Regions from separate parts of the Homo sapiens genome. Here all the other regions are linked to region 2. A link is a loop called in an ENCODE intact Hi-C map of the cell type or tissue named here. Cell type or tissue: PC-3. All regions are shown on one strand.

Evidence for each region. Peaks named below come from ENCODE experiments on the same cell type or tissue, not always from the same donor. Only the 100,000 strongest peaks of a DNase experiment are listed, where the experiment ranks them.
Region 1: it touches region 2 in a loop (16-fold over the local background); 4 of 110 quality-filtered maps call a loop at or near these places.
Region 3: it touches region 2 in a loop (18-fold over the local background); 3 of 110 quality-filtered maps call a loop at or near these places.

The regions. Positions count from the first base shown.
Region 1 is chr9:23,487,427-23,495,426 of GRCh38, reverse strand. No RefSeq gene overlaps it. Among named protein-coding and RNA genes, the nearest start is that of ELAVL2, 330 kb to the left of the region's middle. In PC-3, CTCF peaks have their summits at 3,076 (motif pointing right) and 3,077 (motif pointing right); DNase peaks (open chromatin) are centred at 2,646 and 3,096; H3K4me3 peaks cover 485 bases; H3K27ac peaks cover 1,525 bases.
Region 2 is chr9:23,698,491-23,706,490 of GRCh38, reverse strand. ELAVL2 (ELAV like RNA binding protein 2) reads left to right here. Exons shown (of 7, transcript NM_004432.5): 4 at 1,420-1,573; 5 at 4,887-5,112. Among named protein-coding and RNA genes, the nearest start is that of ELAVL2, 120 kb to the left of the region's middle. In PC-3, a CTCF peak has its summit at 3,716; no DNase peak of the experiment used is centred here; H3K4me3 peaks cover 544 bases; H3K27ac peaks cover 2,670 bases.
Region 3 is chr9:23,118,487-23,126,486 of GRCh38, reverse strand. No RefSeq gene overlaps it. Among named protein-coding and RNA genes, the nearest start is that of LINC01239, 480 kb to the right of the region's middle. In PC-3, a CTCF peak has its summit at 3,262 (motif pointing left); a DNase peak (open chromatin) is centred at 3,226.

The DNA of each region.
Region 1 (8,000 bases), 210 kb after region 2:
GTAAAACATCCTTAAAATCATTTTCAGAAATCATTTGATGTGAACAATTATTATTGGTTCTACCCAGGTGACTCTCATCATTCAGGCCAAGTAAATCTTCTAGTCCTCTTTTTAATTTGTTTCCTTTTCTCCTTTCAGATGCAGGTGCATCCCTGATATGAGTATGCATTTGGGCTTTCTTATCCCACTGGGCTTATTTTTCTGAAAATTACTCAAATAAGACATGGTATAAGTCTGCAAGACATTGACAGCTGATTATCTGAGAATGGTATAAACATCACAAAAACACCAAATCCCTTCACATTCTTGTCTCACAAAAAAAATTAATTTTTTGAGTCAAAGTTTTGTTACTTGTTATTCTTCACATTTTTATTACTAAGTGATAGGTTAAACTTTTAATGAATGCCATGTGGGAAAACTGTAATGTTTCTAGTCAATTCTAAAAATAAAAGAACTCACTCTGTTCATCATCAAACTGGAGAGAAACGTCTTCTTGCTCAACCTGTACCTGATGACTGATGTGTGATGCGGGATATACTGGCTGGAACTATAGGGAAGGACACAGATGGACTCTACGTTTTGCCTGGGGTTGACAGCATGTGAGCAAAATGCTTTACTATATTTAGAGTAATTTTGTATGCAATGGGGAAAAACAATCCCTTAAATATCAGTGTGGAATTCAACAGCAAAATATGTCTAGACATGTGAAACCTTCCACGCTGAAAGAAGTTATTGAAAAATGATTCATTTTTACATCCTCCACCTGCTGCCTGATTCTTTGTGATATTGATTTGTGAGAGAAAGGACTTTTTCCAAATGATAGTACTGAGATGTGTTGCTAATAAGATACATAGTTTTTAACACTCAGCCTTTATTGAGCATCAGCCATGTGCTAGATGCCGTTTAGAAAAATTGCAGTAACTGTATTTATCTTAATAATTCAAATTTTGTAAAGATTTTCTTTTGTCATTCATATTCATGAGTTTAGAATCAACTAAATATGGATGACATTTGATCTTTTTTTAGAGCAGAAAATTATGACTTTGGAAATACGCTTTTTAAAGTAAGGATATATATTCATTATAATACAATTTAATTTTTAAAATCTCACTAATATGTGTACTTTAGAGATGGTGTTTTAGACATTTTTCTGTATTAGTTGCTGTTTTACCTGTAATTAACAGAATACCTTAAAATTCCTTAGACAAATAGAAGTTTGTTTTTCTCATGCAGCAAGGAGTCTGGATATAGGTAGTTATTCAATGAGGTAAGAAGCAGCATCTCTGCAGCTTTTTTTCTTTTTTTTTACTTTTTCCTAATGGTCACAAGATGATTGTTGCTGCTCTAAGCATCATTTTCATAGTCAGGCAGGATGTAGAGGGGAGGTGGAATGTTAGAGATGTATGTTCCTTCTTTCAAAAAGCAGAGTTTTCCATATCCATCAACAAACTTCCACTTACAAATCATTGACCAGAACTCAAGACGGCTGGCCTTCCCTAGCTTCAAGAGAATCTGAAACAGTGAGTATTTAGGTGTTTGAAAATGAGTCTTAGGCTAGCTATTCAACAGTGCCTGACACTTCTTGCAACGAAATGTGTATTTTAATGACTAAGATTGATACTGTGACTATGTGAAATCACCTATAGGTTGAAGCTTTGTTAGAAAAGGAAATGAATTTAAATTAAAATTATCTGTGTTTAAATCTCAAATCTTAGTTTCTATGTTGTGATCCTAAGCAGGTCACTTGCATAAGCTTCAGTTCTCTAATTTCTAAATGAGTATAACAATTTATACATTGTTGCAATAAGGATTAAATAATATCAGGAGGTGTCTTGCAGTATCAAGTATAGATCTGAATACTAAATAGAATTTCACTAAATTGTTCAGTTATTCACTCCTTCATTCATACATTTAGTTGATCAATAGAAACTTTACTCGGGAGAGGAATTAAAAAGAGGTCACCACTGGGAGGTTTGCATCCATGACGTCAAATGTGCAATACTTGCTAATGTCAGGATGAGAGTGTGTGTGTGTGCGTGTGTGTGTGTGTGTGTTGACTCTAGCCTCCAGACGGCAATGTGGAAGGGAACAGGGGGAGGAAATCAATGTTTGTTGACCACCTCCTGAATGCTTCTCTTAATCTTGCGTCCTTTTTACCTGATGAAGCAGTCATATCTTTCTTCTATGTTAAGCCAGGCTATGAAGCTAAAACCAGAATTGCTTTGACCTCTCATATTTCTAAATTTCACATATGTATAGTTTTTCCATCTCATTCCCTTTTTAATTCCTTGAGAACCCATCATATGTCCCTGGGAGCTGGGCAGAAAGATCATTAAATACTGTTCAGGGTGGCACACAAAATCTCTTCTTCCTTTCAACCTTCAACTAATATTCCACAAATGGGTGCAACCTGTCTTTCCCCTCAGACTGTGTTTCTTTCCCTATGTGGAACTCCTCCATCCAGTTCCATCCTGAGACAAAGGATAGCTATTACTGTTTACTCATTTGGAGTCTGAACCTCAGGGACAGTTGTCCACCTCTTCAAATATTGTGTCTTCTCTGAGGTTCATTGTGTCATCTTTGCTGCCCTTCTGGTGCATCCAGGTGTGGCCAAAATTTGCTATAGATATATTCTTCAGGCCCTTGATCTGGGAACTTTGCCACATACGGATTATGTAATACTGAGTCACATGCATTGTTTTCCAAATAAGAACATAAATATATCTTCTGAACAAGGAAACTTTTGAAAAAATTTTTCCGTTGTTCTTCCTTCTATCCATCTAATCCTCACTCTTTTCCTCCGTCCTTGTCTGTGTCTGCTTCTTACTCTTTCTCTTTCTCATATCTGGGTAATCTGCAGCCTTTACATGATAACTGCATCATTTAGAAGGAGGACACTCAGAGAGATGGATAGTAATATGTGTGTAACATACTTATGTGTTAGAGATTGAGAATTTGGCACTCCCGAAAGATTGCACATGGAATCAAATCAGTCATTAGGTGGTTGCCACAGTTGGCTGGGTTCAGGCTCTGTAAATCGATGGAAATAGGCTAAAGGAAGATGAGTGAGGCTAAGTACTAATTCCAGGCTTTCCTCTAGAGGGAGCTGATGATCAGGCTAGAGGAAACCAACATTGAGACTGGTCAGACTAGTGAGGAAGCTTTACATGTAGGCAGTATCACAAGACTGGATGGGGGTGAGCTATTAATCCTGAGCCTGTGAACTTAAAAGCCATCAGAAACTCTTACTATAATATCAGAGAAACAACTACTACCTACCTCATCTTAATAGTATATATTCCATGGTATAGAAAATGCTCTAGTGCTAACATTCTGATTTCAGCCCTGGAGACTAATTCAAATATTTTATGAAATTTCAACCATCTATTTATCTATCTGATTCCTATTAAAATTTAATATTTGCTGAGTTCATATTATGTGTCTAATGCTGTGTCAGATATTAGGGTGCAGAATTTAAATGTCATTGTTTCTAACTTCAAGGAACTTACATTCTAATGGTGAAAATAAATACAGAAGCAGCTGGTTCCAATCTGGTGCAAAAGTGGTGCTAATCTGAAGATTTATATAACAGATAAAGTATATAGGGGATTAGCATGAGGTATTGAAATACATATATTTTCAAACTACCTATAGCTATCTCAGGAAATTAGGGGACAAGCAGACAAGGCAAGAAAGAGGGGCATCATGAAAACCCTATAATCAGGGGTCCCCCCTCACCTGCAATCTAAACTCTGCCTGACATGCAAACCTCATCAAGCCACCATTGATTCTTAACTCCGACTGTTGGTTCCCAGAACATGCCATGTTATTTTACACATTCATTCCACTGTGTATGCTGTTTCCCCCACTTGACATGCTGTCTTCTTTCATTCTGCCCTCTTTTGTCCACCCGGGAAGGTTTAACTTCTTCAAGCATGAGTTTGAGTAATTCCTTTGTGAAAATGTTCCTATTTCTCTCTCTCATCCTTCCTTTATTCCTTATCACTATCCTTCATCCCACCATTTGCCTACCTCAATAATAAATAGCACCTGCACACTATTCAGTAGTTTTCTTCAAAAAGTATGACCCTTCACTGGCACTCTAGTTCCAGCCCTCCAGTGGCTTACTCTTTGGATATGATCTGAACACTTTGCCATAACCCATAAGAAATACACTGCATGGCCTCTGACCAGTCTCTGTCATTACCTTTTTATACTTTCTTGGTCACTCCTTTGGTCTAACAACACTCTCCTTTCTGTTTCCTCAAACACACCCAAATTTCTTTGCTCTTTAGAATGTGTTTCCCTAGGATTTTAGATTGCTTGTCTCCTCCTTTATTTGTCATTGGGTGTCAGCTCAGTTATCACCTATTTAGAGATGTCTTCTCATCCTGTCTGAAGTGGTAACTCCATCCACATTTGCCAACACATCACACTTTCTTATACTCCTCATGATACTTGTATATATCCAAAATTATCTTGTTCATTTATGTGTTTACTGTCTGTGTCTAACTCTTGATTAACAAGTAAACTCCATGATATAGGGGCTTTGACAGTCTTATTCACTGCTGTATTTTCAGGGTCTATAATCATGTCTGGTAAATAACAGGTGTTTAATAAATATTTCTTGAATTAATAAAACAAATTAATAGGCCTTTTTTTGGTTGGTGGGTTGGTTGGCTGGCTTTTTTTGGTTTGTTTTTGTTTTTTTGTTTGTTTTTGTTTGTTTGTTTGTTTGTTTTTTGAGACAGAGGTCTCACTCTGTCACCCAGGCTGGAGTGCAATGGCCCAATCTCGGCTCACTGCAACTTCCGCCTCCTGGCTTCTAGCAATTCTCCTTCCTCAGCCTCCTGAGTAGCTGGGATCACAGGCACACGCCACCACGCCAGGCTTATTTCTGTATTTTTAGTAGAGACGGGGTTTCACCATGTTGGCCAGGCTGGTCTCCAACTCCTGACCTCGTGATCCGCCGACCTTGCCCTCCCAAAGTGCTTGGATTTCAGGCTTGAGCCACTACGCCCATCCAAGAATGCATGCTTCTTAAGAGATGGGATCATCAGTTTTAATCTATGTATTCTACCATACTTGGTACAGTCCCTGATGACACATAGTAGATGCCCAATGAATATTTATGGAAAGAATGACGGGGGAGCCACAGCGTTTTTGCTGATAACTCCAGGGCTGGAGCTCAGGTGCTAATACTGCAGTTCTTTTTGGAATGTGAGCTAGTTGCTGAGCTAGGATAGTTTCAGAGTGATTGCTGCTCCAATTGGAGCACGATCACTGACCTGAGACTGCAACCATGTTGCCTCAGTTGACAAATTAGGCTTGCTTGCCCCAAGCACAAGAGCAGGCTTTGCAAACTCAAAGGATGGCCACCACACAGCCCTTTAATTTCCCACACTCATAGTTTCTATGGTGATTATGGTATTGACAGAAAACTGTAGAAGTCTCTAAAAGCCAAGCTGTAAATATTTTATATACATTATCTTGAGAAATAGTACTTGGAATTTTGAAGTGGACGACCTAAATCGATCATGGCAAAATTTAAATGGGTAGTGGCAAAATGCTTAAATATCTGCCTAAGGTCGTTCACTTAGTCTGGTGTCCTATAAAAGCAATTAGTTAATATTACCATTACCAGTTGGTATGTGCAGTTCTTCCTTTTAAAAAGTAAATTGATTCTACTATGTAATACATTTTAACCTTCTAAGGAGTTTGGCTGTGACTACATGGAAATTTTAAGATGCAATTGTTTGAGCAAAAAGTTATAATATTTGGTACATGTAGAAGTTTGAAAGAGGAAATATATTATTTATCATATTCAGGCCAGTCAATGTCCAAACCGAGTGTTCATGCTTCTTAGTAATATTAGGAAAAATTCCTGCCTTCATGTACGTATAAGTTACTCTGGCCAAAGTTCAGAGGAAAACAAAAATTATCCCGGGGCTCAGATTCCTTAAAAAACTTCAGCTACAAAGGTAAATTTTTTTGATAAAATTATTAACAATAAAAATACCTTCTCAAAATAGATTTTCTCCAAAAGATTCTCTATGTTTGGATTTGTTTTTTAACAGGAATCATATAATCTATGTGCCAAGTGGTGCTGAAGAGCCTTAATTTAATTGTATTGGCATGAGATGATTGAGTTCATTGGTGATGGAAGAAAGAGTGATTTAGCATCAGATTTCCTGACAGAGGAAGCTTCCCTGTTTAGTTTTCGTTTCTACAAAGAATGAGGGGAAAGTGTCTGGTAAGGAGGTCACATTCTTTCTAAAAGACAGCCAGGATCCAAAACCCTCACTTGAAAAGGAAGTAGTGAAAGTTATTTCAAATTAATCACACATTGGGATATATAAGGACCCTGGAGATATTTTGAAATACTTTATGAATCTGAATGAACCAATTTATATGGATTCTAATTTATCCAAAATATTGTTTTGAGTCATTTGAAGGTAAGAATACCAAATCTTCGCCCTCAAGAAATTTATAATCTGTTGATGCAGACAGGATATTTCCACATAAAGTGTAGTAACCTGCTCAATGAATGGGTTAGTCCTGAAAAGAGAAATCCAGAAAGAATGGCTGACATTCCTAGGTCTCATGCTGAGCAAAAATTCAAGAATCAGTCAATACAACTTGCCTTTCCTTGAACTTTTCATACATATTGCCAGTTGGAATAGAAATATTGGAAGTAAGGAACATGTATTTCAACTTTTTGAATAATTTGAAATATCTAATATTTCAATGTAAATATTTTTTAAGTTAATGTAACTGATTGTTTCCTACAAGAAAATGGAATACTATACAGCCACCCCAAAAAATGAGGGATTATGTCTTCTGCAGGAACGTGGATGGAGCTGGAGGCCACTATCCTTAGCAGGAACAGAAAACCAAATACTTCATGTTCTCACTTATAAGTCAGAGCAAAAAGATGAGAACACATGGATACACAAAGGAGAACTACAGACACTGGGGCCTACTGGAGGGTGAGAGGATGGAGAGGATCAGGAAAAAATGACTAAGGGGTACTAGCCTTAATACGTGGGTGATAAAATAATCTGTACAACAAACCCCCATAACACGAGTATACCTATATAAGAAACCAGCACATATTTCTTAAAATAAAAGTTAAAACTGAACTTAAAAGTTGAAAAAAGAAAATTTTATATTATGAAAATAATGATGTTTAAAAAAATATTCTAAAAAGCACCCCTGCCCCCAACTACCTATGTATTCCAATGGCTTCCAGTGCTTCTATGATAACACATCAGGAGAGTGTATCTCCCTCATTTGAACATAAGCTTCACAGAGAGTTGTCTTGTTCAAATAGAGTATTTGATGTATAGGTGATGAATTAGTGTTCATTAAGTTGAGAAACAAACCAATTTATCCTCAACTGCGAAGAACTTGGCTTATACTTTTTGGTAGCTCTAAACAGGTTGGCTTCTTGCTGATTTTTTGAACATGCCAATTTCTTTCCTGCCTCAGGCTTTTACAAACAGCTTCTCTTTTCTAGAAAAACTCTCCTTGTTCTCCTTCACTAGGCTTGTCTTCCAGCACCACTATAACCTCAGAGTGGACTTCTCTGATCACTCTATCTGAAGTAGGTCCTCCCTGCTGCTAGCTTAGCTCCTTGTTTTTTTTTTTTTTTCCCCCATCACAGCAACTAATGTTTTACTATTATTTATGTCCCCTGCCCCACTGTATTGTAATCCTCATAATGACAGGCATATTTCTTATTGTCCATGATTGCAACTCTAGTGACTAGCACAGTGTGAGGTAGAGACAAGTCAATAACAAACAAAATAAATAATGCTCATGTGTAGGACAGACTTATCAGTAACATTTACTCTCATGCTGGAGTATCTATATAAATATGGTAGCTGGAAATTTATACATAATATTCTGTGCACAGACTATAGCTCTATGTCCTATATTTTATACTGATTTAGCAACATGAGACACCTTGGTAGAAAACCACTTGGATGTAGTGTATG
Region 2 (8,000 bases):
CAATTACAATTGGGGCAGGAGATCTGGATGACTTGAACTGACCCTTAAATGCTCTGGTTCAGTAAGCCGTTGTGGATCTGCATGATCAATGGGGTATTATTGGATGGGCTTTACTCACCAAATGTGTTAGCATCTATCACATGTCAGGCACTCACTAGGCATTGAGGATACAGTGATGACCAAGAATGATGTGGTTTCTTCCCTCACAGAGTTTACATGAGGAATGATGATTATAAACAAATACATGCAGACCTATTTTGTCTTTCGTCCTTGTGGGATTTGGTATACCGTATCTCAAAGACATGAAACTTTTTGAAAGTACATACAGTGGCAGGCAAAGTTAATTATAGGGACTTAAGACCTTTTGAAAATCAAGGTTAAAAAGACCTGTGGATGAGAAGACAACAGACAAAGGATAATGAGGGCTTGTTCACACATTCAAATTTCTGGGAATTTATGGACAATCATACAGCATATATCAAAAGAGCATACTTACTGATAAGGGTGAATTTTTTTTTAGAAATGTAGCACTACCACCCACACAGATGTGAGAGGCTAGAAAACAAAAATGTTCCATGAATTTGGAATCTTTAAGCTTAGAATGATTGGGCCTAAATCCCTATTCTAGAGCAGGTGTTCCCAACCCCTGGCCATGGACCCATACCAGTCCGTGGCCTGTTAGGAACCAGTGCACACAGCCAGAGGTGAGCAGCAGGTGAGCCAGCATTATTGCCCAAGCTCCACCTCCTGTCCGATTAGCTGCAGCATTAGATTCTCATCAGGGCACAAACCCTATTTTGAACTGCACATGCAAGGAATCTAGATTGTGCAGTTTTTATGAGAATCTAATGCATCCCCCACCATGGTCCATGGAAAAATTGTCTTCCACAAAACCAGTCCCTGGTACCAAAAAGGTTGGGGACCACTGCTCTAGGGGATTGGCCCCACAGAAGACAGCCTATTATTGTGAACAGTACTGTGCTGTATGCACCACTGGTCTGTTTTAAGAACTTTAAATTTTAGTGAATTAAAACTGGACTAAAGGTGGGTACAAATGATAAAATGAGCAGGCAGTTGTTGAATCACTATACCTCCGCAAATTGATCCCAGACCCATTGACCATTTTTAGTAATAATCTGGAGGATGGGATATATTGTGAAATTTCTGTCCCTTGCAGTAGGCTAGTCCAGCATATTACAGATACTCTTCCCTGTCCACCTAGGGGAGAGGGAATGGGAATACTACTACCCATTTGTCTAGAATTTTCCTGGAAATGAATAAAGCAGTTAGCACCTGACTTGCTTGAACTTCAGTGTTCTATGCTGTTCATGGGAAAGTTACCGAGGCAGTTTTTGAGTTTCTAAAGGGAGGTGGGTGAGTGAGCATGCATATACATTTAATTTTATTTTCCTTTTCCAGGTTTCCTATGCTCGCCCAAGTTCAGCTTCTATCAGAGATGCAAATTTATATGTCAGCGGACTTCCAAAAACAATGACCCAGAAGGAGTTGGAACAGCTTTTTTCACAATATGGACGCATTATTACTTCTCGTATTCTTGTCGACCAGGTCACTGGTAAGTAGACAGCCACTCCGGACAGTCTTTCCCTGTCTCTGACTAGCAGATTGTGAAATATTCTGTCTTTCCATGTAGCAGTCTTGCTTCTAGAACATATCAAAGGTATATGTGGGCCAGAAAATGCAATTTTCTGCTGGAATTGTTCATAAATATGCATGGATAAAAATAGATTGTGGAGTATAGTGAGCGTGCTTGAGTCATTTCCACCCTGAAGGTGCAGGATTGAAGCCTGTTTCATGGCTTGTAATAAATTTATAGATGCTATAATCTTCATTTCCAAGCCACTGTGTGATAAAAGCCCCCATCCTGCTTATAGAGTACTAATAAACAACCTTTCTTTTGTCAAAAAGCGAAGTTTAATGCAGCGGTATGCAGCTAGTTCTCCAAGGGAGGATTACACTACATCCACACTGGTAATTGCTGTTCAGGCTGTTTTCCAGGTTCATGCTGTGCTGTATGGGCATATGTAAGAGTTTGAAATTTTGAATGTTAAAAATTTATTTTATTCCTAATATCACTGTTAGCCCAACTGAAATGGGAAGACTAAAATGTTCATTAAAACTCTTGAATGTAAGGGAGTTGTTCTGCCAAATCTTAGTTAACAAAGCTATAGCAATATAGATTTGATTATGAATTTTAAAAATAAAATACAGATACAATTTTCTATTATAAAAGCAATACTTGGCCAGGCACAGTGGCTCATGCCTATAATCCAAGCACTTTGGGAGGCCAAGGAGGGCGGATCACCTGAGGCTGGGAGTTCAAGACCAGCGTGACCAACATAGAGAAGCCCCATCTCTACTAAAAATACAAAATTAGCTGGGTGTGATGGCGCATGCCTGTAATCCCAGGTACTCAGGAGGCTGAGGCAGGAGAATCACTTGAACCCCAGAGGCGGAGGTCACGGTGAGCTGAGATCATGCCATTGCACTCCAGCCTGGGCAATGGGCAACAAGAGCAAAACTCCATTTCAAAAAATAAGTAAAAAATAAAATGAAAGCAATACTTGTTCTTTAGGAAACAGTTAAAAAATAGAGAAACATTGTGAGGAGGAAATATTAGCTGTAGTACCATAGACTGAAGCAGCCACATGAAGATTTGTGAGGTTGTTTTTGTTTGTTTTTTTAAGGTAGCTTTTCTCCTCACTGTTTGTTTCTCTCCCCGCCACCCGTATAATAATAATACCTTGGAGGCATGTTGTATATTACAATGTCTAATTCTTTTAAAGCAGTGACTTCAGAAGAAAATTGAGCCAGATTTTTCATTCATCAAGTGAAGATCCATTTAGTTGATCTGAATCTAATCAGAGGAGCCCATATTACCTGCCTCTGTGTTGTTAATTGGCTTCATAGGAAGCACCACCTTTAGAGTTCTGAGTAGAGAGAGCTAGCACTACATGCATGCCTGGGAGAATAGCCTACAGATTTTGCTGTCATGAGACTATTTAGTCAAGTGAGAGTATATAAAATACAGCCTCCTTAATTGTGTTAGTTAATTCATAATACTTATACATTGCCACCCTGTGTTGTTATCACATAGACTAATAATGGTGTTAAATAGAAATCCAGGCCTAGAAATAAAGATGAATTTGTTCAAAGCAACAAAAATATTTTTTATTTCATTTGTGCTTTCTAATTCATTCATTCTGAGATCTTGTGAATTGAGAGTAGGTTTCACCTATGACACAAAGTGCGTCTCATCTTTTACCTGCTAGTCCATCACAGGTGGACCTAGCTTGTTTTAGTCAGCGGTTCTCAAGTATGTCCCGCACCTGCAGTATCAGCAGTCTTCTGGAACCCTGCTAAAAATGCAAATTATTGGGCTTCATTCAGAACCTACTGAATAAATCTCTGAGGGTGAGCCACAGGTTGTTCTTAGGTATGCTTAAGTAGGAGGACCACCGATTTAGGTGACTCTAGCTGTGTAGAGGCTGTTTTTTTTTTTTTTTTTTTTTTTTTTTTTTGCTAATCTGATGCTTTTCTAATGGAACAGCTAAATTCTAGAGGTTATTAATTCTTAATAGGCGCTAGTAGATAAGTGAAAGGATTTGCTATCATTTCACTATTTATTCTTCATACTTAAGGCTTTCAAAGTGAACTTACTCAATTTACCTGAAATGAAAAATGAAACCCTGCAATTTTCTTATTCAGCCATCAGGTGGTAATAATGTGCAATGCATGCTCTTTAAATAGAAAAGGTAAAGTGATAGGGGCTGTCTTAGATACGCATATGTGGAAAAAATGCTTTGTCTACATTAGAAAATTCTTAGTCATTGACCTTACACAGTATTAATTTTAAAGCAAGTAGACCTTCTTTCTTTTTTTTTTTTTAAGCTCCTCCAAGTATGATGGTCCAGTGCTCATTTACTTGCCAAAAAAAATTTCCCTGCCACTGCTTATCTCATGATGACCAGCTGTGGTCACCCCACTAGCCTGTTCACGCTAATTAAATGGAATAAGCTGGGTTTCCCTCTACAATTTTTCATAACCTGGAAAGGTTCTTGGCTATCCTTTCCCATTTGTGTCTTTCACACTGGGGAGAATGTGGGGCAGGGAGTGATCTTCTGTAGTCAGGAGTGATGCTGCTGAGGTCAGAAAGCTTTGATGCTTTACTTCTAGAAATTTATTTATTTTTAAAATCTACGTCTTTTCTTTTTCTCCATATAATATTTTTCTGTAATAAAATATAGCTAGTCAGAAGCACAAGAGAGCTTCAGAGAACTGGAAGAGCATTTTCAGGCATTTTTTTCCTAAAGGACCTATATCCTATGCAATATTATTAAGCTGAATATATTATTTAAAATTTCAACCGAAATGTCTTTCTACCACAGTGTATGTATTTTTAGCATAGCTTTGTAGCATTTTTAGCAAATTCTTCTTTCTGTTCTCCTTGTTTCAAGGACAGGAACTACTGTGTCCCTCATTTCTGAGCTGCTTATCCAATAGCACAAATTGAAAAATGGAACTCCGGTACACTATTGACATTAAAAGAGTGTACGGGAGGGAGGTGGGAGAGAGAGAAAACATGGACATGCTTGTGTTTTCTTGTCTTAGCTGATTGGAATGCATGTGATAATGGGTACTCAGATTATGTAAGTGACACGAATTTTTCTAAAAATGCAAAATTGTGATTCTAAACTGAATGGCTAGTAAGTAAAGGGGAAAGTTTCCTCCTGGTGTGATTTTGTGGGAAATGTTATATGTAGGTGAAAACATGTTCTTGAGAAGGAAAAATTAATGTGTCCTTTCTTCTCTCCTTCCCTTCTCCTTCTGTTCCCTCTTTTCCAAATCTTTACTCAAATCTACCATAGGCATATCAAGGGGTGTAGGGTTTATTCGATTTGACAAGCGAATTGAGGCAGAAGAAGCTATCAAAGGCCTAAATGGCCAGAAACCTCCCGGTGCCACGGAGCCAATCACTGTAAAGTTTGCTAATAACCCAAGCCAAAAAACCAATCAGGCCATCCTTTCCCAGCTGTACCAGTCTCCAAACAGAAGGTATCCAGGACCGCTAGCTCAGCAGGCACAGCGTTTTAGGTAAGTCTGGTTTGGTTCTTGTGCCCAGCTACTAAACTGAAAGAGAATACTCAGGTTTACTGTCCAGTACTTTTATTGACAGGATCTCTGGTTTGCTTTTGTCAGTGTTGTTGGTTTTATTACTATTAATTTTTCATCTCCATGGGCACAGAGAGAATCTACTTGAGGAATAGTGTCTTTTGCTAATATTGAAGGTGGGGACCAAAGGACAGTAACCTACAGCAGTGATTCTTAACCAAGGGTGATTTTTGCCTCCCAGGGAACATTTGGCAATGTCTAGAGGTATTCATGTTGGCACAACCTGTGGGGGTGCTACTAGCATGTAATGCTAGAGGTCGGGGATGCTGCTAAGCTCCTACAGTGTACAGCATAGCCCCAGCAACCAGAAGTTACCTGGTCCAAAGCACCAATAATGCTGTGGTTGAGAAATTCTAATCTGTAGCTTTCTGGGGTTATCTGAATTGTTTCCAGGGCTTCAGATTTCCTTTTTTTTTTTTCTTAAAGGATTTTATTCTCATGTGTCAATTTTTAGGTCAAGCTGTTTCTGTTACTTCACTTTATAGTATGTGCACCATTAAGGGTATATAACCTATGTGACTACGTGAAGTTTCTACAAATGAGTTCCTCTCTTCCTTTTCAAAATTGTTTACAAACAGGTTGGCAGACTTTCTCTGTACAGTACCAGATAGTAAATATTTAACTTTATGGGTTATGGTCACTGTTGCATCTGTCTTGTTTTTGTTTTTAAACAACCTGTTAAAAATGTAAAAGCCATTCTTAGCTTATAGCCCATACAGCAACAGGTGGGAGGCAGTCTCCATTTGGCCTGTCGGTTGTAATTTACTGACCTCTCTGTAGTTCATAGAATGACCGTGGCTTTAGCCCAAAGAAGACACTCTATCTCACTGACAGGTGTACATATGCTAACTGTTTAAGTTTTATTCTGATCCTGGGATAACAAACCAGGAGTCATTCAAAAAATCTCTAATCTGCATGTGAGAAGAACAGTGACTTTAAGAAGTTAAGCAGAGCAGAGAGTTTTTGGTTTCATAAGCAAGTCATGCAGTTTTTATTTTCCAGGACATTTTTAAATATCCTTTTTGGCCATATGGTACACTATACCCAGAATGCTATCTAACCCCACACTGATTTTTAAAAATTATTTCCAAGTGCATATCAATTTTATTTATTTCATTCATGGGACAGAATAGTTAATTACCAAAAATATAATCACAAATATAACCTAATAAGATCAGGAGTTATGTTTTCTAGCTTAAATCTATGCATTTATTTTTTTCATTGGAATATTTGCAGTGCTGAAGAGAGTGGAGATAAAATCAGTTAAAAATAGCTCCTTTTAAAAAAATACTAAATTATGTTGCTTGAGATATGAGAAGGAAATTTGTTATGAATGCCACATTAAATTTCAACTTAAGTTGGCCTTTGCCGTGGGAGAAGAGGTGGTACTGTCAAAAGCATTGAGCCTTGTACTTCATGCTCTGCTGTGAGGAAAAGGCATTGGTATTAAAAAAAAAAAAAAAAAAAAAAAAAAAAAAAAAAAAAAAACCTTTGCCACCTTTGACTTCCCATGGTAGTGGTGATCAGACTAGTGTGGGAGATGCGTGGGGCTGCCTGATGCTTGCCTTTGTGGAGAAAGAAGTCTCACAAAGAAAGCCCTTTTTCAGCTCTGCACATAGGTTTCCTCTGTGACATCTTAAGTGAATAATATATGTATAAATATACTTTTTTAAATTGCAAACGTAGGATGAACAAGCCTGAAGGAATTTTACAGGTATTTCCTAGGCAGCTTGTCCAGTTAATTTCAGAGCTCTTTGGGGCCTTGAAAATGATCTCGAGTTTAGATAGAACAAAGTTCTTCATAATGTATTGGTTGATTTTTAACATTGTGAAGTTATAAAATGTTTGCTGTTAGTGGAAAGCTATATTAGCTACTTTTTTTTTCCAGATTGAAGCAATGATTTTGTTTGATAGTTATTAAGTAAAACAAAGTTCTTGGAATCAAGATTGAATTCTTAGGAAGATTGAGAAGACAGGATTTGGGAGAGTGCCTGATTATTGAAATGGCAAGGCTTGTAGGTGACTCAGGTGCTAGGTTGTTGATGGGTGTCAGCCCTTAGGTTTACCTAGCCTCCATCCCTGCAGGCTCTGTGCTTTTTATTTTTGGTTGAGTAAAGCTTTACAGGATGTTCTTATGGTCAAATTTAATTATCTTTTTCTGGCCCATTCTGTGTTTTTATCTTTTAGTACCATATGTTATCATTAACTTGAAAATTCTTTTTCCTTCACTCCTATAGAAAGACATTTTGGAAGAAGAGAATAAGAGATTGTCAGTTGTAAGGGAAACTTGGTTTCAGAAAATGGGAGAAATTGTTATTCTCTCTTCAGATTTTTAACTGTTGTCCCATTCACCCCATTTCTCATTCCTCCCATGATCCCTGTCCAGATAATAAAATATGAACGAGTTAGTGTGCTCAGAGATAGTGTTTGATCTAGATTGGGTGTGTTGGAAGAAATCAGATTTCAGGTTTAACCTGATGTTTGATGCTTTTCTTTAATACAGTATATTGAACCTGGTTGTCATTATCTTGATTTCCGCCCCACTCCCCCTTCTTCTTTCACCTGATAAAGAAACTTGAATTAAGGGCTTGCTTGTTTTGTTGGTATTTTGCTGTTTTCTGTAGTTCGAGTCTAAATCATCACACAGATATATTTTGTCCCTGATATTTGTGTTTTAATGCTCTTGCCTTGAGTTTTTGTCACCTTTCAGCAGACATGTAGAAAATTTCTCACTGTATTTTTATGTTCTCATAGTACCTTGGGAGTTGAGAGAGATTGAGCAATATAAGTTATATGTATTATGGTCAAGA
Region 3 (8,000 bases), 580 kb after region 2:
GAGGACGGTTTGGCAAATGATCCAACAATTATGCTTTTTGGTATTTACCCATATGAATTGAAGATTGCATTTATATAAAAACCTGCACATGGATTGTATAGCAGCTTTATTCATAACTGCCAAAACTTGGAAGCAACCAAGATGTCCTTCAGAAGGTGAACGGATAAACTGGTACATCCAAATAAAAGAATATTATTCGTGATAAAAAGAAATAAGCTATCAAGCCATGGAAAGACACGGAGAAAACTTAAATGCATATTACTAAGTATAAGAGGCCAATCTGAAAAGACTTCATATTGTATGATCCAACTATATGACCTTCTGGAAAAGGCAAGACTACAGAGTCAGTAAAAGATCAGTGGTTGCCAGGTCTTGGGGGAGGGCAGGAATGAATAGGGAAAGCACAGAGGGTTTTTTAAACAGTGGAACTACACTCTATGATACCGTCCTGGTGGATCCATGTCATTATACATTTGTCCAAACCCTTGAATGTACTACAACAACCAATGTGAATCCTAATGTACATATGGACTTTGGGTGATAATAATGTCAGTGTAGGTTCATCCAGTTGTAACAAACGTACCACTCTGATACAGGATGTCAATAGTGGAGTAGATTTACATGAGTAGGTGAACAGGGGTATATGTGCACTCTCTGTATTTTCCATTCAACTTCTCTGTGAACCTAAAATTGCTATAAAAAATAAAGTTTATAAGCCCCTGGAAAAAAATCCCTATGACTTTGTATATGCTGTTTCCTTTGCCAAAATCTATTGCCCACTTTGCTTTTTTACAAAACTAATTAATTCTTCAGATCTCATCTTGATTTTATCTTTCTAAAGATGAGTTGCTGACTCCTTCCTTTAATAACTTCAGGAAACCCTATTTACCCTCTATTTCAAAATATTTAACTCAGCAATAATTGAATAATTGATTAATAGTTCTTGAAGGTTTTTCTCCCCCAATAGAAGAATAGAAGCTTCACCAGGACAGAAACAATGACTGTCCTACTCAGTCAATGCAAATTATAGAACATTTTGAATTCCAATATAAATAAATGTTTTGAAACATCAAACTCAAACCAAAGACATACTGATAATTAGCATAATAATACCAATAAATATAAATATTTGAAAACCAACTTCTTATTTATTTATTCTCCTATATAAAATTTTAACGTAATTGGAAGAGGTAATTGTTGTGTTCATTTTCAATTATAAATCTGAAAGTCCTTTACAATGATTTTTTATAAACATGTTAAATTTGCATAGTAAAAGACATTGGATTAAGAATTCTAAAATCTGTAATCTAATTCTGATCATTAGTTGCATGACTTGCTTCCTTTGCTCACCTATGTCATTAAGATGTGAAGCTTGAATAAAATATATATATATAAGTTGTTTTGACATTTAAAATATTATATGTATTTAACTCTTATTGTTCTTATTATTATCTTAACTTTCTGAAGTATTTAAGAATGGTAAACATTCTAATAATAATTAGTTGGAATTTTGTTTTCTAAAATTTCCTCAATCATTTCTGACTTAACATACCCTCTGAAGGCCAACATAACTTCAGGTAAATAATTAGTGGCCTTTTATATTATTATATTTAGCATATTCTTGATTCTTACTTAAAAATGTCTTCTCCCACCTTGACACTTTCCAAAGAATGCTACCATGTTGCTATTTTTGTTTAGATGGTCTTTGAAGCCTTGGGTATGTGTTCCTTTTTTCTGAATATGAATTAGATCATTTTTAGGCATCCTTATATCAGGATCCTCTTTTACAGCAACAGATGTTATTGGAACATTTACTCTACATCCTGACTGTACTTCTGGTAAAGACACTGGTTTGTAACAAATAGATCCTGTTAAAGGTGTGTGTTGACTTGTGTCTACAATATTATTTTCAGCTGGGTTTTTTTTCCACCTATTTGTACAAGATAAGGTGTGTGTCTACCTATATCAACAACAGCCAGAGGAAAAAAAAAATGTGTTCTCTTTCTCACTAGAGTCCCTCCAATGAGATGTCAATCAAAGTTTGCTAGTCCAGTTGTCAGTACTCACATTAATATTGAAATAAGCATTAAGATTTATGAAACCACAAAGACAAGCTGGAGAGCCACTAGTAGGCCATTGACTTTAAACTTAGTCGAGGTTAATATTTATTTTGACAAACTAAAAAATTTCATCTTAAATAAAAAGGTATTGCTTTTCAGGTCATTCCACCAAAGAATCAAGGGAGGAGGGACTGGCAACTGTTCTTAAATGCTATCTTAGTGTTGATAGTTTGCAAATATGGAGCATTTATTGTTTGATTTTTGCCTTCCTTACAACCTAAGTTTGGCAGAAACCCTGCAGCATGTTCTCAGGGAAAAAGAAAAAAAAGCTTCGACATTTCAACCATCTGCCAGATATACCTATCAAATTATTCATTTCTGAGGCTGCTTAAGGTTATTTAAATTCATAGCTTTTCAAACTACTGACAAGGTTTGCACATTGTGAAGAAAATGAATATTGTTAAGGGTTAAATGGACAGCTTCACACTTTAAATGCATTATAAATTCACCCCAGGCACTCTCCTACTGATTTTTCTCTTTATTATTTTATTTTACAATCAGGGACTCTTCATAATTATGGACCATGCTGACAATCGGCATGACAACAGAAATATTCAAACAAAACTGACCCAGGTATGAGGCAATAGTTGCATTATACCTCCAAGGAAACATGCCTTCAGATACATTTTAGATATAGAAATAGTACTTCCAGAAACAAAGATATACAGCTGAGCCCCCAGCCTGCCTTGCTGGGCATATATACCCCACTCTGTCCAATTTATGTGGGTTGACGTGAAGACAGGCAAGACCACCCTTAGAAGTGGTCATTGTTAAAATGTAGGCCGTCTATCAAGAGAAATTGTCTCCCAGAAATCAATACCTTAAAAACTCTTGTGGCTAAATGTTCTGCCAGACACTTTCAAATTTTTATTATGCTGAAAATAGTGTAGAAATAGTAGAAGTTCCATTTATTTGATTTCTTTTTATCACAGTCGGCCCATCCTCGATCAAGTTTCATAATTCAAAGATATTAATTTACCACCAGGTGTAGTTCAAACGAATGTTGACCTTTGATTTACAAAACCCCTTAGATTTACTCTATGCCTTTCTTAAGAGAGTTCCCTTTTTCATATACCACAAGAAAAGGCCTGCAAAGTTGAGGACATGATTTAGGATGCTGGACCTTGCACCCCCTGGTGGCCAACACACATGCTTCATTATCTTTCTTTTTATTTGGTTTTGCAAAATTTGTTCAGCAAGAGATTGAAAAAATATTTTAATAAATTTTGATGCAAAGTGGCAATCATACAGTGAGAGCCTGACAAGTATAGTATGTTCAAAAATAATTACCCTTGGGCCCAGGATCTGTTATCGGGTCACTATAATAAAACCATGCTTTTTGCTGTCAGACATACATAGCAGAAAGACATTCCAATTCTGCCTCAGCACTAAACCCAGGCCAGTTACTTAACTTTTATGATCCTTAATTTTCTCAACTGTAAAATAGGGCTGATAATTTTATCTAGGTCATAGTGTTCTCGGATGCAATAAATGAGAAAATATATTACAAAGGCTTAGCTCTGTGATTTTGAAGTACTGGAGAAATGACTGCTGAAAGTGACAGTTGTAATATGATAGTTAATATAATATCACCATATCGGCATAATTGGTATAATGATAGCTGATAGTTGTAAATAATAGTTGTGAACAGTTGTATGCAAAATGGAGTTAGGTTTTATTGTATGAATTATGAATATTCTGTATTTACTGGTAGTCCTCAAGTTCAGATATATAGAAAGTAGAAATTGTTTTTCTTTTTCCCTCTGTCCATAGAAACGAAATCATAATTATGAAGAGCTGAGTCTAGACAAGCTTGCACGGGTCTGAAACTGTTCCTTTGCCCTGAAAACAATAGAAAATTGTGTGATTATAATAGCACTTATTAAATCAAAATACACAAATTTCTTATAAAATGTACAGTGTTATATTAGATACGGTTGAGTGAAATTTTGATTTCTTAGAAAATAATAAATACCCATTAAAAAAGACTTCTGCAAAAATAGGGGACATTTGGTCACTGGCATAGGCCTTGGCGCTTACAAGCAGCAGAGCTTACACAGCTATGTTGTCAGGTGTCCCAAGTTTGGATTCTGGTTCCATCACCTGAAAAAGCTTGTGACCACAGGAAATTTTCTAAATCTCTGTGCCTCAGTTTCCACATCTATGCTAGAGGCATAATTATAGCCTTTATCTCATAATTATTTTTTGAAGAATGTATAAATTCGTATGCAAAAGTGTATTCAAGGTAACTGACAGCCAGTAATAGTAGTACTATCTAACCCTGTATACACCTCCTTCATATACACTGCCTGGTGAATGTTTACTGACATACTTAAAGAATCCTTGAGTTGAATATTTTTAAGATGTTTAGTTCTGGGGTTATGGTTAATAGTCATCTTCAAGATAATGAGGAGAGAATGAATAGATTTTCTCTTCCACCTTTCAGTCTTAACAATAATGATAATGTAAAGCAATACATCGACTTTGGTTAGGGACAAATAGAATTTCCTAAATCTTGGATACTTTATACTTGAAATGAATTATTGAAGGAGGGAGTAAAATTTCATTTTGGAAAGAACTTTAAAAATGAGATTGCTAAAGGTGAGAAAGATATTTTTGAAGCCAATGATAGCTGAAGGTCAAGGGATGAAAGATTCTACTATCCTACCTCGCTTTTTACAAGTCATCTTCAGGAACACAGACAGACTGAAGACTTAGACCCCAGAACTAGTCTCCCCCATATCCTAAGACAGACACTGGGAACACAGACCTGTGTGTAGAGCCTGAAAACTGGCAGTCACTGTAGACGGTGAGGACGGTGTGGAAGAATCAGAATCTCATGGGTGGGGAACCTCTGCCCTGACGTAACTGGCATTACATGATTGCAGGCTGGAACAGGAAGTGATGTTTCTGTAGAATGTATTTATTTTACCCCATCTTTATCCTCTCCAAAACTATAAACAGCTTACAAAAATACACTCAACTCACTAAGATAAGAGCAAACTAAAAATAATTAGGTGAGCCTTTCTAAACTTTGGGGAGATGAATTTTGTAGGGAAAGACAGGGATGAAATTACTGCAAACAAACATTGGCTGTGAGGTGCTGCCTAGTTGATAAAGGTGGAGGCTGAATTTTTCTAACAACTATCGAAAAGTGGAAAACAGTCAGTTATATAATTTGAATGTTCAAAAAATAAAAACAAGCATGACAATAAATACAAAATAATGAGTTTCAGATATAACGATTCCTGTGTGTAGGTTCAAAGAGGAAGTCTTCCTATGGATCCTCATAAAGAACTCCTTATACAAGGTGATGAGAAATAGTCTCAGTAGTAGCCGTACATAAATGAATTTCAAGAGCTGGCTAATTTTTATAATGTTCTTTCATGTAAGCTAATGGTATAATAAAAAATTCATTCCAGCAAAAATAATTCAATGAGTAGATAAAACATACCAGTGGACATGGCAATGGTAATATAAGCATAGGCACAGTTTAGGCTGTCAGCAAGTACCAGTGCTTGAGTATTTGGCTGTGATCCAGAGGCCGCGTCCCTCCCCTGGTTAGGTGACTTTCATGAAAACAGCAGAGGTGCAGTCCTCACAGCATTAAAGAATTGCTTAGATGATAAAAATAAGAACTAAAAGCAGAGGAGAGAAGACAGAGACCCAGTTATCCAAACTGGGGCACAAAGTGAAGTTGATATCTCAGGAACATTTCAGAAGTCCAGTTATAGACCTGAGAGGAGGAGGTTCAAAGCAAGAGAATCTAGATGTGTAGTTCCAAAACCTTGGGAAGGTTCTATTAAATCCATTCTGATTAAAGTGAGAGTAGGGCTAGAATAAGCTCACAGCTTGTGCAACCACAGCTGGAAGAAGCAATGACATATTACTGCAAGATATTATGAAACCACTTGTTTTGCTTTTCTCTAAAAACAAAAATAACATCTCAGCAGACTTAAATAGTGAATATTGTAAATGGACATGAACACATGGAAATTTTCAAAAGGTAATTTGAAGTTTCTTTTCTGTCATTAAGCTTGTTTTCTACTACTTGATTTGAATCTCTAATAACTTTGATATAACCCAGGAGGTGCCACTGTATCAGAAACTCTACAAATTCCTTTTATTTTTATTTCTCTTATGATTTCAATTTGACTTCTAAAGCCCTTTTGTTTCTTTTTGCTATTTCATGCTCTCCTTTCCTGATATCTATTCTATAAATTGTTGCTTTTCCAACCTTTGCCCCATTTATTCTTGCTTACCATATTGGACAATAAAATTTATTTAACTCAGGTAAAAATATTACTTCATTTGTTTTCTGCCATATTCTATATATTCACTCAATATTTTAATTATAATTACCCCAGATGATTTAGTGTACTGGATTGTGGCAAGTTGTGCAGATATTAAGTAATATAGCCTGATAGGTACAATAATAGAGAAAAATTATTTTATCTAACAAACTGAAAAAAACTATCTCCTCTGAGGACTGATTTAATGAAAACAAATGGCAAAGCTCAAATATCTATTTTGAAATTGTTGTCATTACATAGGTGATACCAGTAGCAAGGGAAATAATTCTGTGCTTAAAAAAATAATTCTCTGCTGCTACTTTCTCTTCTTCGTGCAAGAAAATTACCATGAAGGTATACATATGCGGGTGAAGTTCAGTAAGATTTAGAGTTGCCTGACTTGGTGTCAGTTTGAAACTTTGAATTTCTAAATAAAATTGACAAAGTCATTTATAGCAACTTCACATTTTTATCCTTGGGACTAATAGCAGCAGGGAACAGAAGCATCTAACCGTCAAGATAGAAAGAAAGGTCCCCTGATGCTTTGTGATTTTTAAATGAAAATAATGTAAGATGAAAGTAAATCTTCACTTAGTTGTATTTGTGATGCCTAATAATTATGCTTCAGGAGATAAAAATAGTCATTGAAGAAAACCTTTTAAAACTCCATAGGCTTCGCCATGCCTGTGTGGCTTGGCTGTATTTATTTTTTTTTTAATAATCCTTTTAGAAAAGGACCTTTTCTTAGCCATCTGCTTGAAAATCATTTGAGACCAGTTTTTTTTTCCCCGGTAATTCACTGATTCAATATTGAACATCATTTTACAATTTCTGTTACTGTCTTCAAGGAGGGTACTATGGAAGACACAAGAAAAAAGATCGGTGTCTATTTTGTCTATAAATAAGAGGCAATATATTCTTGCCTTTGCATCCTAAGTACTTGCATACTGCTTGTCTAATAGTAGTGATGTGGTTTGGCTTTGAGTCCCCACCAAAATCTCTTGTTGAATTGGAGGAGGGGCCTGGTGGGAAGTGATTGGATCATAGGGGCTGATTTCCCCCTTGCTGTTCTTGTGATAGTGAGTTCTCATGAGATCTCATGGTTTAAAAATGTGTGGCACTTCTCTTCTCATGCACTCTCTTTCCTGCTACCATGTGAAGAAGGTGCTTGCTTCTCCTTCACCTTCCGCCATGATTGTAAGTTTCCTGAGGTCTCCCCAGCCATGTGGAACTGTGAGTCAATTCAATCTCTTTTCTTTACAAATTACCCAGTCTCAGGTAATTCTTTATAGCAGTGTGAAAATGGACTAATACAAGTAGGTACCTGAATTTTGTTGAATTTAATTAATCTGATCAAATGCCTCAGTTTCCAAATGCCTCCCTTTAGACCCCTCCTCTTAACACTACCATACTGGCAATTAAACTTTAACGTAAATTTTGGTGGGACAAACCACATGCAAACCATAGCTTACCCAATAGTTACTTAACCTCTTGAGGGGTACATGACTAACTTCCATTTACAAATATAACTGCATTTCATAAATATCATTACTCAATAAACAATCTGGGCAACAATTTTTAGGTGTTT